Regions from separate parts of the Mus musculus genome. Here region 2 is linked to region 1. The links are chromatin loops, found by intact Hi-C in ENCODE. Cell type or tissue: gastrocnemius. All regions are shown on one strand. Each heading gives the region's core, and the rest is flanking DNA. Links, peaks and the distances in the headings are about the cores only.

Region 1 (4,384 bases), core at 223-4,222:
ACACTGTAGATATCCTCAGATACTCCAGAAGAGGGCATCAGATTTTGTTATGGGTGGTTGCGAGCCACCATGTGGTTGCTGGGATTTGAACTCGGGACCTTCGGAAGAGCAGTTGGCACTCACTTGTGTTTTTATGAAACATAATACACACCCTTTTTTTTTTTTTTTTTTTTTTTAAAGATTTATTTATTGATTATATGTAAGTACACTGTAGCTGTCTTCAGACACTCCAGAAGAGGGAGTCAGATCTCTTTACGGATGGTTGTGAGCCACCATGTGGTTGCTGGGATTTGAACTCCGGACCTTCGGAAGAGCAGTCGGGTGCTCTTACCCACTGAGCCATCTCACCAGCCCAATACACACCCTTTTTAGAACTGTGTAGAGAAAACTGTTTTATAACCAACCGGGTGTGGTGGCCGCACACCTATAATACAAATTTGGGAGGCTGAGGCAGGAGGATTGCCAAGAGTTCTGAAGTGAGCTTGAGCTACACAGTGAGCACCAAACCAGACTACAAAGATTAAGCTAAATCTGCTCCACACTCAGCGAGGTGAACTTCTGGTGGATTCAAGCTGTAAAGGGAGGTTAAGATCATCGGCTGCTCCTTCAAGTGGCGGAGTGTGGCTCGCAGGACCCACACCAGGGCTCTCACAGCCTCCTGTAGCTCCACCTCAGTTGACTGAAACCTTCCTCTGGCCTCGTGGGCAGCTGTGCTCACACTCACACAGCCACACATACACATAACCAAAAAGAGAAGACACAAGTGGAAAATCAAGGTGCGGCAAGATGGCTCAGAGGGTAAAGGTGCTTGCGGCTAAGACTGGGGACTTGAGTTCGATCCTTGGGACCCATGGAAGAGAACTGACTCTCATGAGTTGTTCTCTGGTCTGTACAAGCACACCATTCCACACAGGAAATAAAAATTACCAAAAGGGGCCGGGGGTGGTGGCACACACCTTTAATCCCAGCACTCGGGAGGCAGAGGCAGGCGGATTTCTGAGTTTGAGGCCAGTCTGGTCTACAGAGTGAGTTTCAGGACAGCCAGGGCTATACAGAGAAACCCTGTCTCGAAAAACAAAAACAAAACAAAAAAAAATTACTAAAAGGAAGGCAGAATGGGGGCTCAGGGGTTAAGAGCAACTATGCCCTACCTGCAGGATCTGCACTTGACTTCCAATACCCATCACACAGCTCACAGTCACCTGAAATTCTAGTTCCAAGGCAATGCAATACCCTCTTCAGGCACTTGTACTTATATGAACACACACACATGCACTCGCGCACACACAATTTAAAAATAAAAATTGTTGGGGGCTGGAGAGAGAGCTCAGTGGTTAAGAGCACTGACTGCTCTTCCAGAGGTCCTGAGTTCAATTCCCACGACCACATGGTGGCTCACAACCACCTGTCATGGGATCTGATGCCCTCTTCTGGTGTGTCTGAAGACAGCTACACTGTACTCATATACATAAAATAAATAAATCTTTTAAAATAAATACATAAAAATTGTTTAAGTGAATCTTTTTGGCTTAGGATGGGAGATGCTTCTGTTTATTTTGTTTGTTCAGTTTTCCTTTCCATGCCAGCGATGGAACGCACGCACGGCCTTGCGCTTGTCACCCTGCACCACACGTCCACCTTTTATTTTGTTTTGAGACAGGATCCCACCACCTTCCCCAGGCTGGCCTAGAATTCACTCTGAAGTCCCAGCAGGCCTTAAACTTGTCGCCCTCCTGCCCGCTGGAGAGTGGATCTTCTGACAATCATTCAAGAACAAACATTGATTTGCCAGAATGACAAAATTTGAGGAAGTGATGTCACATCTTGGCATGAGCGTAGGGAGGAACATAAAGAGAAATACCTACATGGAGCTAACACAGGAGGGTAAGTCCTGGCCTCTACGGTATGCCGGGGAAAACCACCGGAGACCAGCTGAAATCCCAGGCACTCTTAGCGACCACGGAACCGTTGAAAGGAGAGCGGAAACTAAATCATTAGTGAACAGTGGCTCACTCCTAGAAGGTCCCAACCCACAGTGAGACTAGTGCAGAACTGGTCTGAAACTCAGCATGTCGCCACAGGCAACAGAAGTCACAGCTGGAAAATCCATTCATAGGAACAATGGTGGTGTTCTTGATATCTCTTTGGGGGAAGAGGAACTGTGAAAAGTAAAATAATTGCTCCTGACAATAAACAGGAGAATCAGAAGGCGTTCATAGTTGTAAGAACACATCAGGCACTCCAGAGGCTAAGGCAGAAAGACAACCAGGAGTTCATCTGGGTTAGCCTGGACTGCAGTGTGAGAGTGTACCACAGAAGAGGGAAGGAAAGAAGAAAGGAAGGAAAGAAGGAAGGAAGTGAGGAAGTAGGCATGGAGGAGGGGAAGAAGGCTGGCGTGATATCTACAATCCCAGAATTTGGAGGCAGCGGTCAGGGAAGTCACTCTTCACTGCTTAGAGAACTCAAGGCCAGCTGCAGGCCAGCTGCCAACAGCACGTCAGAATCCAGAAACCTGCTATTCCCTCTAATGACAGGAGATGGCACCATTGAGCTGAAAAATGAGGAAAACCCCTCCAAACAGGTCCCCATTGTCCTCCAAAGACGCATCTCTGGGAAGCTGATTATGAAGAGCACTCTATAAAGTGTGCTCTCTAATGCCAAGTGGTAGGCTCTGAAAACATACAAATGAGTGACATTATACAGGCTGAGCAGGTTCTGTGTATGTATTTAGGAGTGTGAGTGTGTAGGTGTGTGTGTGTCTTTGTATGCATCTGTGTGCATCTGCATGTACACATTCACATATATATATAAAAAAATTTTTTTTTAAAAAAAAAGAAGCCATGAATTTGAAGGGGGTGGCTGGGAAGGTTTGGAGAGAGAGAAAAAGCAAGAAAGAAACAATATAATTATAATCTCAAAACATATTAAAAAGAAAAAAAAAGCTGGCTAAAAAATCTGATATATTAAAATATGATAACAATAAAAGTATTATATCTAAAACTACAATAAGGAAAGACTACGTACACACACAAGAACCAGAAGTTTTGGCAGTTTTTGTTTTAGTTTGGTTTGGATTTTTCTGAGACAAAGTCTTACTGGCTGTCCCAGAACTCGATTTGTAGACCAGTCTGGCTCCAAACTCTCAGAGACCGGCCTGCCTCTGACTCCCCAGTGCTGAGATTAAAGCTGTGTTCCACTATACCCTGATAGAACCGTAAGTTTCAATGAAAGCATGACAGACATTGTTCCAAAACGGAAAATGAAATAAAACCACAGGGTACACGGCCCTGGGAGCTACTCTGGGTGGTACACGGCCCCGGGGGCTACTCTGGGTGGTACATGGCCCCAGGGGCTACTCTGGGTGTCCTCTGATGCTGCTCAGGATTAAAACACTCCCTCGTGCTTGCTTGTTGCTGGTCTTTCTCTGGGAATTTCCTTTTGGCAAAGAGCACCCCTCACCCAAGATCACCCCTTGTCCTCAAGATGTGGCTGACAACAGTTACTTCTCACGTAAGGTAATGAGCCCTTGTCAGCGGATAGACATCTTTGAAGGGTCAGTCTGTTTCAAAGTTCTCATGAGGCCTGGCTGCTCACTCCTGTGATCTAAGCAATTGGGAAGGAGTTCAGCCAGCTACAGCCAGTTTGGAGCCAGTCTGGTGAACAGGTGACTCGTCTAAAGATGGATACAATGACTAGAAGTAATTTTGTTCAGACCTTTCTTCCTGTGATCAGCTGAGGCCGTGATAGGGATGGCGGGCAACTGCCTCCTCCTGACCTGAGAGCCAAGTGTTAGATACTTGGAAATTTTACACACAGCTGTTAGAGCCATTATCTGAACTCAAATGATTTAAATTGTAACTTTGTGTAGACCTCAGCTTGCAGCGTAGCTTAGGCTGACCTAGAACTCACTACACAGCCCAGGCTGGCCTGAAACCCAAGAGTCTCTTGTGTCCACAGCCCAGATGGGGTTACACTCACACCATGCTCAGCCATAAAGTCAAATTTAAGTAAATTATATTCAAAACCAAAGTAACAAACACTTGGCAGTTACCTTTCCTGACCATTGTACCATGTCCGCTGTCATCTGTGCTCCAGAGAAGAGAGCCAGAACACAAGTGTCCGCGTACTGAGAGTGGTCAGATGCGACAGATCAAAGCTTGCCCTTGAGAGCTGGTGGTTAAATGTTAACCAGCTGCCATCTCCTCCCCTCACAAGGGTGCTCTCCTTTTACGTGCCCTTGTTTCAGTGTCAGCATCCCTGGGAATGTGACCCAAATCTACAGAAGGGGCTGTCTAGGGAAAAGCCTAGTAGACAGAATGAAGAGACAGGAAGATAGAAAAGAGCATGATACCCCATTCCCACCAGCCATCCAACCCTGGGCACT
Region 2 (4,384 bases), core at 98-4,097, 310 kb after region 1:
CTTCCACACTCCTCCCAAACTCCTTGCTCCCTCTGAGTTCCCCTCATCGTACTCAGAAAGCCAAGCCTTCTCCCATCTGACAGCTCAACCATGGCCCATACCCTACCCAGCTGCCCATGGTGCTAAACAGAGGTGACCTTTCTCTTATGTCAGAGATCCTTCCAAAATGCCACACTGGTCATGTGACCCCACTGCCCACCAAAGCTTCAGGGGCTCCCCATTACCTCAGGTTCAAGTCTGAACGTCTATGTCCAACCTGCCAGGAGAGACTACTTCCTCCTGCCCACCCCCCATCTCCACCCTGACCTCTTTACTACAGAGGGCCAAACACTCACAGTGTCTCTAAATGAGCTTTTGAGTCTCCTCCACACAGGAGAGGGCATTTCTCCTGCCTCTCTCCTTCAGTCCAGTTCTCCTGTGAAGCCTTGTGCTCCTTCCCAGCAGAATCAGAGCTACATAGAGAAAGCAGGCTTGAGCCGCAGATGAGGGCATCCGAGGGGCCTGCTTCTCTGCCTTCTCCTGGGTTGAGCCCAATAAAAGGAAGGGCGTTTACCACAGCCCCCTAGCCTGGCTTGGGGCATGTTCCAACAGCATGGTTCCTGTGTGGAAAGCTTTGGGTAAGACAAATGGGAGCTTGTGTACTGCGCCCCTCACCTACTGCTTGGCCTCTGTGATCTCAGCACCTTGCTGGTAAAACAGGTATTGTTTTGTGCCCATGTGTTGGGAGAAGCAGCTGCAGACACCTGGTAAGTGCCTTTAGTCAGAACCGCTATCAGGTTCGCCTCCAGGGCACAGCAGTGAAGATTAGCGGGAAGGGGAAGGGTCTTGACCTCCGTGGCAGGTCAGGGCCAAGTGCTCCCTGCAGCAGCCTTGCTCTGGTTTCTGAGGCAAAAGGCTCCTAGTGCAGAAATGGCTTCTTTCAAGACCACATAGGACACAGCCTCCTTGGATCCTGCTTAGCCTGGGACAAGGTCTTTTACCCACTAAGGGCAGGCAGTCATTGTCCAGTTCCTGTTTTTCCAGCCCCAACCAGCATTTTCCTGGACCCAGACGTTCCTGACTCTAGTGCCAAGCTTAGAGCTCAGAAGCCTTTTGTCCCAGCCCCACACCTGGCTGCTCCGATGGATGTCCCCTCCGATGGATGGAGCCTTCTCAGCCCTAGGGAGGTGAGGCCAGCAAGAGAGAACAAAGGGAAGAGAGGAGCTCAGAGTTACTCCCCCCCCCCCCACTCTCACCAAACACTGGTAGGCTGCAAGGTCAGGTCGGATAGATGCTCTTGTTGACCAGGGAGGGGGCTGAGCTGAGATCCGATCCTCCCTCAAATCCTTTCTCCAGCCCAACCATCTAACCAGTTCCCTTCTGCCCACCCTGCCCACGTTTAGTTCTCACCCTCTTCCATCTATCCCAGCGCCTTGTCTGTCCAGCCCTGATGGAAACTGGCAGCTTCGGAGGGAGGCATAGATTGCGGAGGAGGGACTGCCTTCAAATGGAGAATGTGAGTTCTTCCTACACTCTATCTTCAGGCGGAAAAGTGTCTCAGAGAGCTGGCAGAGCATGTGTGACTGGGTATGGCTTCATACAGGTGTGCTGGAGAACACATGTGGCCTGGCCTGGCTCTTTGAGGGTGAGTGGTGGCCAAAGGGGCGGGGGCGGGGTGGGGGGGTGGGGCGCCACTAGGACACACCTGGAATGAGCATGCCCTTGCTGAGAGAAGAGGAACACACAGGGAAGATATAACCTCCCCAAGCACAGTTGACAGCCAGTGCCACAGCTTGGAGCCCCAGAGGCATTCAGGATTAGTGTGTGTGCTGGCATAGGTCTTTGTCAGTCCAGGAACCATTACATGCAGGTGCGCAGTGCCCCCTGCTGGCCAAACAGCCCAATCACTGCAACCTACCAGCCCTAAGCCCTGGTTGTATCCTCACCCAACAGCAAGGAAAATGTCACCTGCAGGAAGCTGCAGACCTGTTGGTAACTCCCTCTGGCTAGATGCCCCACCCCTGCTGAGGATCAGTCTCTCGTAGGCTCCCTGTGCACCCTGTCACACACCCCTTGGGGGTCCATTAGAGTGGGGTATGCAAATCAGAGCTGTCTGAAAGGAGGAGTGAAGCTTTGTTCTCTTCTAAGCCTTCTCCTGGGTAGTGAAGTGAGTGGGCTAGTGAGAAGCTGCTCCCTGGTGGCCTCGGGAACCTAAGCCCGAGACACCCTTGTAATCTTGAAGAACCCCATCCTTGCCTGGCCAGAGCCCAGTCCCAGAAAAAGCTTCAGTATGGATTTGGTGGACGAGTCTGCCCCCTGCTGGCTGGAACTGGCGCTTGCAGCCAGCAGGGCAAGTTCCTTCTCCACCCCCATCTCGTTGCTTGATTTTCCAATGAAGCCAGTGGGGCAGGTAGGCTTGGATCTAGTGTTCCTCTGCCTTTCCACCCCGGGATGTTTTGAAGGAGGGCTGAGTGGTTCAGCCTCCCAACCTGGGTCTGCAGTTTCTTCCCACTCTTGTTCCCTCCTACTCTTCTGAGGCAAAGCTGAGGAGCGAGGGAGAGGATTTGCCGAGGAGCAGCGGACTCAGGCAGTGTCTGGAGAGCAGACCTGCTCACCCGTCTCTCAGAGGTGCTGTCCTTACTAGTGTCTAACCCTCCATTCACTGCTTCATTTTCTCCTCAAGGCAACCCATGTGGCAGATAAATACCAACATAAGGGTCCATCATTCCAGTTGCAGCAAGGTTGGTCAGTGGTGGCTCAGCCTTTAGTCCCAGCACTTGAGGGGCAGAAGCAGGCAGATCTCTGAGTTTAAGGCCAGCCTGGTCAACAAAGCAAGTTCCAGGACAGGACTACACAGAGAACCCTTGTCTTTCAAAACAAGCAAACAAAAAAGACTTGGATGCCAGCGGCTAGTTTCCGCTCTGGGCTCCTTAACCAGGACTCTGGGAACTGCGCGGTCTTGTGTCCTTACCCTGTTTCTCACAGCGAGGCAGTCAAAACCAAGCACCTCAGCCTTACCTCATCTGGTTCCCACTCCTCCCGGAGAAGCAGGCAAGAACAGGACAGGAGGGGAGGAGGGTGTGATGGACCACTCCCTACCCCCAAAGGGCAAAAGTGACCTGGGAAGGAGCTGGGTAATGTTGTGAATGTCTGAACATCCTCCCCCCACCCCCGCCCCCTGCACACTGCCTCTTGGCAACACCAGGAGACCCAGAAAAGGAAGCTCCGGGTGAGGACTCTTGGGAAGCTCTGGCCAGTCATCCCTTAGGAATCCCAAGGAGCTGTGGCTGGCTCACTTCTCCACTCCGCCTGGCACACTCAGGTGCTCCTCAAGTGGCGGACTTGACATAGCTGAAGGGATGGTTGGGAGGGACGCGTGACTCTGACGTGGACCCTATTCCTAGCCCTTGGCCCTCTCCGGGTCTCTTGTGCTGTTTCTGTATCCTTCGGTCTCTACATTTGATCTCTCCTCCTGCCAGCTCTCCGGTCCTCTCAGCCTTCCTGAGCTTCAGCTTTTCTTCCTTTTCTGAGGTCTTGTCTCCTGGTTTTCTTGGTAGTCTCAAGTGAGCATGAGTGAGGGTGTGACATCGCAAGTGGGAGATGTGACTGGCCACTGTCCCAAGAGGCTTTTGGAGGGAGATGAAGGCACAATATGAAGATTGGTGGTTTATTGGGAAACGCCCAACCCGAATACCAGCAGCGTCCCCCCCATCCTCCGCCCCATCTTAACCAGAAATAAATAAGATGGCACTCGACGAACCATCTATCTCTCTCCTGAAGAGCTCTCAGGCAATGTCCCCTCTGTCTACCTGGGGGAAGGCTTTGGCACATGAGATACTGGGTTGGAGAGATAAACAGGGCTATCACCCCTTTCTGGGATGGTCCTGAACTGCTGTGAGCTTGGCACTGCCTTCACAATCTCTGAGGTCTGAGCTGTGGCAGTCGTTCTGCCTAATTCCAAAGAGGCCCTGTCCCTGGCCCACACCCAAGTGTCCCATCATGGGCTTCTGCTCCCATCCCATCCCCGTGTGCGGCATGGGGATCCAATGCTGCCTCTCCAGCTGAGAGGATGCTAGGGAGAGGTGCTCCAAACTCTTCGTCTTCCTTTTCTCCAGTGGTCCAGGGGCTGAGGGACTGGCCCCTGCCCGGTGCCGGTCAGTGTGCCGTCAGCTCGATGGTCTTCTTCCGCTCCTCTCTATGATCTTCCCAGTCCTCCTCTGGCTCATATGTGCCTTTGACCACAGCCACACGGTCGTGGAGGCTCAGCGAGGAGGGGAAAAGCAAGTAGAAGTAGAGGATTGCAGCCAGGACGGCCCCCACGATCGGTCCTACCCAGAAGACCTGTGAAGACAGAGTTAGATCAGAGGAGGAGCCTCAGGGCTCAGGGACCATGATCTTCCCCACC

The links. Hi-C counts contacts between places; a loop is a spot of excess contacts. Peaks named below come from ENCODE experiments on the same cell type or tissue, not always from the same donor. Only the 100,000 strongest peaks of a DNase experiment are listed, where the experiment ranks them.
Region 2: it touches region 1 in a loop (3-fold over the local background); 24 of 42 quality-filtered maps call a loop at or near these places.

What each region holds. Positions count from the first base shown.
Region 1 is chr15:99,902,696-99,907,079 of GRCm38, reverse strand. No RefSeq gene overlaps it. Among named protein-coding and RNA genes, the nearest start is that of 1700121M21Rik, 10 kb to the left of the region's middle. In gastrocnemius, for the core only: a CTCF peak has its summit at 2,530 (motif pointing right); a DNase peak (open chromatin) is centred at 2,499; H3K27ac peaks cover 902 bases.
Region 2 is chr15:99,594,071-99,598,454 of GRCm38, reverse strand. Aqp5 (aquaporin 5) reads right to left here. Exons shown (of 4, transcript NM_009701.4): 4 at 3,626-4,320. The coding sequence ends at 4,135. Gm34765 (a long non-coding RNA gene) reads left to right here. Exons shown (of 5, transcript XR_875660.2): 2 at 1,024-1,166; 3 at 1,409-1,495. Among named protein-coding and RNA genes, the nearest start is that of Aqp6, 4.9 kb to the left of the region's middle. In gastrocnemius, for the core only: CTCF peaks have their summits at 1,852 (motif pointing left) and 2,301 (motif pointing left); DNase peaks (open chromatin) are centred at 1,885 and 2,272.